2 separate regions of the Homo sapiens genome follow, and region 2 is linked to region 1. A link is an interaction called in ENCODE POLR2A ChIA-PET data of the cell type or tissue named here. Cell type or tissue: Panc1. All regions are shown on one strand. Links, peaks and the distances in the headings refer to the core of each region. The heading gives the core; the rest is flanking DNA.

Region 1 (4,397 bases), core at 125-4,124:
GCACGTGCCTGTAGTCCCAGCTTCTCAGGAGGCTGAGGCAGGAGAATCGCTTGAACCCGGGTGGCAGAGATTGCAGTGAGCCAAGATAGTGCCACCACACTCCAGCCTGGCGAATTTATATATATATATATATATATATATAACTTACCTGTTGATCTATGCTGGGTTGGACACAAGGGAAATCCCTTTTACCTACATTTTCTTTCCAGGCACTTCAGGACACTAAGACATCCTAATCAAATCCTTTCCATCCACTGTATTCACTACCCCCAATTATACAGACCTCAAACTTCCAGTTCCACCTCTTCCTCTGACCCTTTGACGGAAAATGCTAGTCAATCTGGACTTTATTTCAAATAGAGTGGTCACATACTGGGAAGGGATCAAGGGAATCATGAGATATTAGAAGATGGTAGAGTATCATGGCCTTAAGTAAAGGTCAGTGAGAGGACACTTAGAAATGATCTAAATCATAAGGCATAAATTCAGCAACTGCTCTTAAGTTTTCTTTCCTTTTCTTTTTATTTTTTTGAGACAGAGCCTCTCTCTGTCCCCCTGGCCGGAGTGCAATGGTGTGATCTCGGCCCACTGCAACTTCTGCCTCCCAGGTTCAAGCGATTCTCCTGCCTCAGCCCCCTGAGTAGCTGGGATTACAGGTGCCTGCCACCATGCCCATCTAATTTTTGGATTTTTAGAAGAGGTGGAGTTTCACCATGTTGGCCAGGCTGGTCTCAAACTCCTGACCTCAAGTGATCTGCCTTCCTCGACCTTCCAAAGTGCTGGGATTACAGGTGTGAGCTACCGTGCCAGGCCTCTGCTATTAAATTTTCTAAGAGAAATTTGCCTCCAGCCTCCTTTTAAAAGTATTTTCCACAGTTGCCAAGATTCTTCAATCCACTGTTAATCTATTTTGTTTCTCCTGTGTTCCATGCTGCCTGCTGCTGTCCCTCCTAAATGATACTAGCACAGAAGATATGTGTTTGACATCTTGGGAAGCCATATGAGGGCTTCAGGAAAGGGAAGGGTCAAGCCAAACAGCACAGGAAAAATAAGAATTTTACCATGAATTGAATTTTCTACCTTTCATTTTCACTGTATTCTTTATTTCTGTGGTGGTCTTTTAAAATATTTTCTCCACTCTTCTGTGGAAGGAAGGAAGGAAGAAAAAGAAAATATGACAAATACCTTTTACCTCTACCCTGACATGTTTTCATCATACGCTGTTGACACTCAGTCCAGAAGCAACTACGGGAAGAATGATGCAACCTCAGATGTTAGGACATCAGGACTGTGGCCAAAGAATTTTCACAACATACATGGAGCCTGGCCAGGCTTCAGCTTTGGCTAGACACAGGTTATTCTACACTGAGTTCTCCCTTGTCATTTCTAAAATCTGCAGGGCTCTGACTTTCCCAGCATGATTGCCATATATATCACAGGCTTTTTTTTTTCATTTTTTTCCAGTTCAGGGTTTTGGGGAAGGGAGCAAAGTAATTAGAGAAATGGACCAATTGGAGCCGGGCGCGGTGGCTCATGCCTGTAATCCCAGCACTTTGGGAGGCCAAGGCAGGAGGATCACGAGGTCAGGAGATCGAGACCATCCTGGCTAACACAGTGAAACCCTGTCTCTACTAAAAAAATACAAAAAAAATTAGCCGGGCGTGGTGGCGGGTGCCTGTAGTCCCAGCTACTCAGGAGGCTGAGGCAGAAGAATGGCGTGAACCTGGGAGGCAGAGCTTGCAGTGAGCCGAGATCGTGCCACTGCACTCCAGCTTGGGTGACGGAGCGAGAGAGCGAGACTCTGTCTCAAAAAAAAAAAAAAAAAAAAAAAAAAAAGAAGAGAGAGAAATGGACCAATTGGAAAAGTTTTGGTCACAATATTGAAATAATTTGCAGAAACCTCTAGACTTCTTCCATCATCATGGAGCAAATATTCTTGGCTGGCTTTAACAGGATGTTTACTTTGTAAACGTATAAATAATTAATCCTTTTTTTTTGTTGTTTTTTTGGGACAGAATCTCGCTCTGTCACCCAGGCTGTAGTGCAGTGGCGAGATCTCAGCTCACTGCAACCTCCATCTCCCAGGTTCAAGCGATTCTCCTGCCTCAGCCTCCCTAGTAGCTGGGATTACAGGTGCGTGCCACCATGCCTGGCTAATTTTTGGATTTTTAGTAGAGAAGGGGTTTCACCATGTTGGCCAGGCTGGTCTCAAACTCCTGGCCTCAAGTAATCTGCCTGCCTTGGCCTCCCAAAGTGCTGGGGTTACAGGTGTGAGCCACTGCACCTGGCTTAATCCCTTTTTGGATAGGTGCCTTCTCATTAATGACTTACATTCTTCCCCTTTTCTTATGAACCTTACCGCACAGATTTGAATAAATTATAATCCTTGGTTCATGACCAATTGTCATCAGTGGTTCATGCATGGTACCTTTTGTTTGTAGTTAATTTGATTTACAATGTAATGAATATCCACCACTACTCCAAAACAAAGCTGATGTGAACATTCCTGTACATGTTTTCCTGAGTTCATGTGCATGCATTTAGCTAAACACTTATATAGGCTAGAATTGCTGCATCAAGGATTATGCATATGTTTGGCTTTAGCAGAGATCGCCAAACAGTTTTTCAAAATACACTACCACCAGCAGTGAATTAAAATGCCACTTGCTTTAAAAGGTTGTCAATAGTTTGTATTCTTTGTCTTTTTAATTTTAACAATTTTACTGGATATGAAGATTGTCTTACTCTTTAACCCCTTAAGAGCTGACTTCTGTTCCCATTACTTTATGCAGTTAAACAAGGTGCTTCTGAAGATATCTCTACTAAGCTCTTGATCATCAAGTTTAATGACTTTTCTTCAATTCTTGTCCTTCATCTCACAGTAATATTTAACACCACTTTTTTCTTGAAACTCTATTTTTTTGACTTCTATCATACAGTATTATCTTAGAAGGTACTCATTTATCATTTATCCATAATTTCAAAATCCAATATACCCTGAAAACTAAATTCTTTTTTTTTTTGAGACAGAACCTTGCTCTCAAGGTTTTTGTTTTGTTTTGTTTTGTTTTTGTTTTTTTTTTGAGACAGAACAAAGCTGGAGTGCAGTGGTGCGATCTGGGCTCACTGCAATCTTCACCTCCCAAGTTCAAGCAATTCTCGTGTTTAGCCAACCAAGTAGCTGGGACTAGAGGTCCCTGTGCCACCATGTCCAGCTAACTTTTGTATTTTTAGTACAGACAGGGTTTCACCATGTTGGCCCCGCTGGTCTCAAACTCCTGATCTCAAGTGATAACTTCCTTGGCCTCCCAAAGTGTTGGGATTACAGGTATGAGCCACCGCACCTGGCCTGTTTTTTTTTCTTTTTCTTTTTGTTTTTTTCTATTTTTTTTGAGACAGGGTCTTGCTCTGTTGCCCAGGCTGGTGTACAGTGGCACAATCATGGCTCACTGCAGCCTCCACCTCACAGGCTCAAGTGATCCCCCCACCTCAGTCTCCCGAGTAGCTGGGACTATAGGCATGCACCACCACCCCCAGCTAATTTTTAAACTTTTTATAGAGATAGAGTCTCACTGTGATGCTCAGGCTGGTGAAATTTTTATACACTCATTTAATGGCACACTCATCCTGAACTGTCACAAGACTATTTTTGGTCCTTCTTTAACCCACTTATGAATATTCACATGATTCATTAAAGATTTATCAATGTGTTTGATTGTGAGATACTTTCCCAGTCCCTGTTCTATAATATAGAGTATAGGCACTATATTATCTTTCTAAAATCAGTAAATTCTGAATTCTGAAATATATCTGACTGACTCGGAGTTTTGGGCAAGATTTTGTGGACTGTGGTTGAAAAAGTATAGAGTCCTATGAACCTGGGCATGGATCCCATTTCACTTAATGTCTTGAAACGTCAGCTGTTGTTACTTTTTATTTTTATTTTATTTTATTTCATTTTTTGAGATGGAGTTTCACTCTTGTCACCCAGGCTGGAGTGCAATGGCACAATTTCCGCTCACTGCAACCTCCGCCTCCCAGGTTCGAGTGATTCTCCTGCCTCAGCCTCTGGAGTAGCTGGGATTACAGGCACCCACCACCAAGCCCGGCTAATTTTTTTGTATTTTTAGTAGAGATGGGCTTTCGCCATGTTGGCCAGGCTTGTCTCAAACTCCTGACCTCAGGTGATCCACCTGCCTCGGCCTCCCAAAGTGCTGAGATTACAGGTGTGAGCCACCGTGCCTCGCCTGTTCCTTTTTATTTCTAAAACAGGGATGAAAATAGCTAGCTGATAAGGCTGTGAACATCTTTACTTTTATGACTCACATATCTACAACTCAATGTACTGTATTGAATACTGAGTTTACCATCCGGCCCTCCCCCTGACCATCTGCTTT
Region 2 (4,397 bases), core at 280-4,279, 66 kb after region 1:
CTTCACAATAGCAAAGACTTGGAACCAACCAAAATGCCTATCAATGATAGACTGGATAAAGAAAATGTGGCACATAAACACCAGGGAATACTATGCAACCATAAAAAAGGATGAGTTCATGTCCTTTGCAGGGACGTGGATGAAGCTGGAAGTCATCATCCTCAGCAAACTAACACAGGAACAGAAAACCAACACTGCATGTTCTCACTCATAAATGGGAGTTGAACAATGAGAACACATGGACACAGGGAGGGAAACAACACACACCAGGGCATGTTGGGGGATGGGGAGTGAGGGGAGAGAACTTAGAGGACAGGTCAATAGGTGCAGCAAATCACCATGGCACATGTATATCTATGTAACAAACCTGCATGTTCTGCACATGTATCCCAGAAATTAAAGTAAGATTAAAAATCAATCAATCAATCAATCAAGTCCAAATTCATCCTTTAGCATGTGGATATTCAGTTGTCCCAACACCATTTGTTAAGACTGTCTTTTCCCCATTGAATGTTCTTTGCATGCTTGAAAATCAATTGACTATCAATGAGTAAGATTATTTCTGGACTTTCAGTTATGTTCCATTGATATATTTGCCTATCTTTTTACCAATACCACACTATTTTTATGATTGTAGATTTGTAGCAAGCTTTGAAATTGGAAAGTGTGAGCCTTCCAACTTTATTACTTTATTCCAAAATAGTTTTGTCTATCTGGGGTCCCTTGAATTTCCATATGAATTTTAGGATAATCTTGTCCATTTCCGTAAAAAGGTAGCTGGAATTCTGCTAGGGATTGCATTCAATCTGCAGATCAATTTGGGGAGTATTATCATCTTAACAATACTATCATCCAGTTCATGAATGTGAGGGCTTTCTATTTAGGTCTTTTGAATTTATTTTAATAACATTTTATAGTTTTCAATGTGCAAATATTGCACTTTTTTTAAATGTACAAGTTAAATTTATTCCTGTTTCTTTTTGATTCTATTGTAAATGGAAGTTTTCCTAATTTTGTATTTGGGTTTTTCACTGCTAGTATATAAAAATACAACAAAGTATTATAGGTTTTATCCTTTAAGTTTGTGGAACTCACTTATTAGCTTTAATTGTATTTTGGGGGGTTCTTTGAGATTTTCTTCTTCTTCTTCTTCTTTTTTTTTTTTTTTTTGAGACAGGATCTCACTCTGTCACCCAGGCTGGAATGCAGTGACATGATTACAGCTCACTGCAGCCTCGACCTCTGGGCTCAAGTGATTCTCCTGCCTCAGCCTCCCAAGTAGCTGGGACTACAGGAGTGTGCCACCACACCTGGCTATTTAAAAAAATTTTTTTTGGTGGAGATAGGGTTTTGTCAAGGCTGGCTTCTCTCTCCTGGGCTCAACCAATCCTCCCACCTTGCCTTCCCAAAGTGTTGGGATTATAGGCATGAGCCAAAATACCTGGCCAGGATTTTCTACATACAAAATTATTTCATTTGCAAATGAAGATATTTTGCTTCTTCCTTTTTAATATGAATGCCTTCTATTTCTTTTTGATGCCTAATTGCCTATCCAGAACTTCCAGTACTATGTTGAATAGAAGTGGCAAGAGTGGACATCCTTATCTTATTTCTAACCTCAGCAGGAAGTTTTTAGTCTTTCACCATTGACTATGAAGTTAGCCATGGGTTTTTCATTGAAGCCCTTTATTAGGTTAAGGAAGATGCTTTCTATTCCTAGTTTGTTGAATGTTGTTGTTGTTGTTGTTTTTTTTAACATAAAAGTCTGCTGGGTTTTGATGAATGCCTTTTCTGTGTTTATTGAGATCATCACATTTAGTTTTTCCTTTATTCTATTAATATGGTGTATTACATTGATTGATTTTCATATTGAACCATCTTTGCATTTGGGGAATAAATTCCATTTGATTGTGGTGTATAGTCCGTTCAATATGCTGCTGGATTCAGTTTGCTATTATTTTGTTGATGATTTTGCATCTGTAGTAATAAGGGATATTGGTCTGTAGCTTTTTTCTCTTGTGATGTCTTTGCCTGGCTTTAGTATCAGGGTAACAGTGGCCTCATAGAGTAAGTCGGGAAGTGATTCTTCCTCCTCTATTTTTGGCAAGTGTTTGAGAAGAATTGCTACTAATTCTGCTTTAAAGGTTTGGTAGCATTCACCAGTGAAACACTCTGGGATTGAGCTTTTCTTTGTTGGAAGTTTTTCAATTGATGACTCTATCTGTTTATTTAGTATAGTTCTGCTCAGATTTTCTATTTCTTCAAGAGTCAGTTTCGATAGTTCGTGTGTTTCTAAGAATTTGTTCATTTCACCTAGATCAACTAATTTGTTGGTATGCAATTGCTCATAATATTCCTTTATGATCTTTCTATTTTTATAAGATTAGTAGTGAAGTCCCCTCTTTCATTCTTGATTTTAGTAATTTCAGTCTCCTCTTTTTCACTTGTCAGTTTAACTAAAGGTTTGACAACTTTGTTGATCTTTTCAAAGAACTAATTTTAGGCTTTGCTGATTTTCTTTATTATTTATATATTTGCTATTTTGGTTATCTCTGCTGTACTCTTTATTATTTCCTTCTTTCTCTGGATTTAGTTTGCTTCTCTTTTTCTAGTTTCCTTTTTTTTTTTTTTTTGAGATGGAATTTTGCTATTGTTGCCCAGGCTGGAGTGTAGTAGCACAGTCTCGGCTCACTGCAACCTCTGCCTCCTGGGTTCAAGCGATTCTCCTGCCTCGGCCTCCTGAGTAGCTGGGATTATAGCCGTGTGTCACCACACCCGGCTAATTTTTGTAGTTTTAGTAGAGATGGGGTTTTACCATGTTAGCCAGGCTGGTCTCGAACTCCTGGCCTCATGATCCACCCACCTCGGCTACCCAAAGTGCTGGGATTAAAGGCATGAGCCACCGTGCCTGGGGTCTAGTTTCTTAAGCTTAAAGATTAGGCTGGGTGTGGTGGGTCACCCCTGTAATCTCAGCACTTTGGGAGGCTGAGGCAGGTGGATTGCTTGAGCTCAGGAGTTCAAGACCAGACTGGGAAACATGGTAAAACTGCATCTCTACAAAAAATACAAAAATTAGCTGGATGTGGTAGCATGCACCTGTAGTCCCAGCTATTTGGGATGCTGCATAAGGAGGGTGGCTTGAGCCTGGGATGTCTAGGCTGCAGTGAGCCATGTTGCCACCACTGCACTCCGGTCTGGGAAACAGAGTGAGACCCTGTCTCAAAAAAAGAAAATAAAAAATTTAGTTATTTATTTGAGGTCTTTCTTCTTTTATAATGCAGGCATTTACAGCTATACATTTCTTCTTGAGCAATGATTTCACTGCATCCCATAAATTTCCCTAGTGATTTTTTTTTGACCCATTAGTTATTTAGGAATATGTTCTTAATTTCCATATATTTGTGAATTTTCCAAATTTCCTCTGTTACTGATTTCTGATTTCATTCCATTGGTTTCAAAGAACATACTTTTTATGATATCAATCTTTTAAAATTTAATGAGATTTGTTTCATGTCCTAACATACTATCTTAGAAAATGTTCCAGGTGCAGTTGAGAAAAATGTGTATTGTGCTGTTGTTAGGCAGACTGTTCTATAGAAGGCTGTTAGTCTAGTTGGTTTATAGTGTTTCTCAATTCTTCTATTTCCTTGCTGATATTTTTTTCAGTTGCTTTATCAGTTATTGAAAGTGGGCTACTGACGTCTCCAACTACTGTCCTTGCATTGTCTATTTCTTCCTTCAGTTCTGTCAGTTTTTGCTTCATGTATTTTAGGGCTCCATTGTAAACTGCATATATGTTTATAACTATTATTTTTTGATGGATGAACCATTTTATCATATAATATCCTTTTTGTTTCTCATAATCTTTTTTGTTTTAAGGTGTATTGTCTCATTAGTGTAGCCACTCCAATTCTTTTTCGGTTTCTGTTAGTATGGAATATCTTTTTTTTTTTTTTAAATCTTTTACTTTTAATTTCTTTGAGTCTTTGAATCTACAGTGAGTCTCTTATAAGCAGCATGTAGTGGGACCATTTAAAAAAATCTGTTCTGCCAATCTATATCTTTTAATTGGAGAGTTTAATCTGTTTTCATTTAATGTAATTACTGATAAGGGAGGACTTAATGCTCCTATTTCACTATTTTTTAATGTCTCATATCCATTATTCCCTTTCAATTCCTCCATTACTGGCTTCTTTTGTGTTAAAAAGGTATTTTGTAGTGGACCATTTTAATTCTCTTTTTGGTTCCTTCACTAATGTTTTTTTTTCTCTTTTTTGAGTTATTTCTTAATGATCACCCCTGGGATTATAATTAACATTTTAATTTATAACAATCTGATTTAGATTAATACCAACTTAGTTCCAATAATTTACAAAAATGTTGCTCCTCTATGTCTC

The links. Peaks named below come from ENCODE experiments on the same cell type or tissue, not always from the same donor. Only the 100,000 strongest peaks of a DNase experiment are listed, where the experiment ranks them.
Region 2: POLR2A ChIA-PET joins it to region 1 with 10 read pairs; 3 of 35 experiments call an interaction of 5 or more read pairs at or near these places.

The regions. Positions count from the first base shown.
Region 1 is chr10:63,111,064-63,115,460 of GRCh38, reverse strand. No RefSeq gene overlaps it. Among named protein-coding and RNA genes, the nearest start is that of NRBF2, 20 kb to the left of the region's middle. In Panc1, for the core only: no CTCF peak of the experiment used is centred there; no DNase peak of the experiment used is centred there; H3K27ac peaks cover 950 bases.
Region 2 is chr10:63,045,218-63,049,614 of GRCh38, reverse strand. No RefSeq gene overlaps it. Among named protein-coding and RNA genes, the nearest start is that of NRBF2, 86 kb to the left of the region's middle. In Panc1, for the core only: no CTCF peak of the experiment used is centred there; no DNase peak of the experiment used is centred there; H3K27me3 peaks cover 1,657 bases.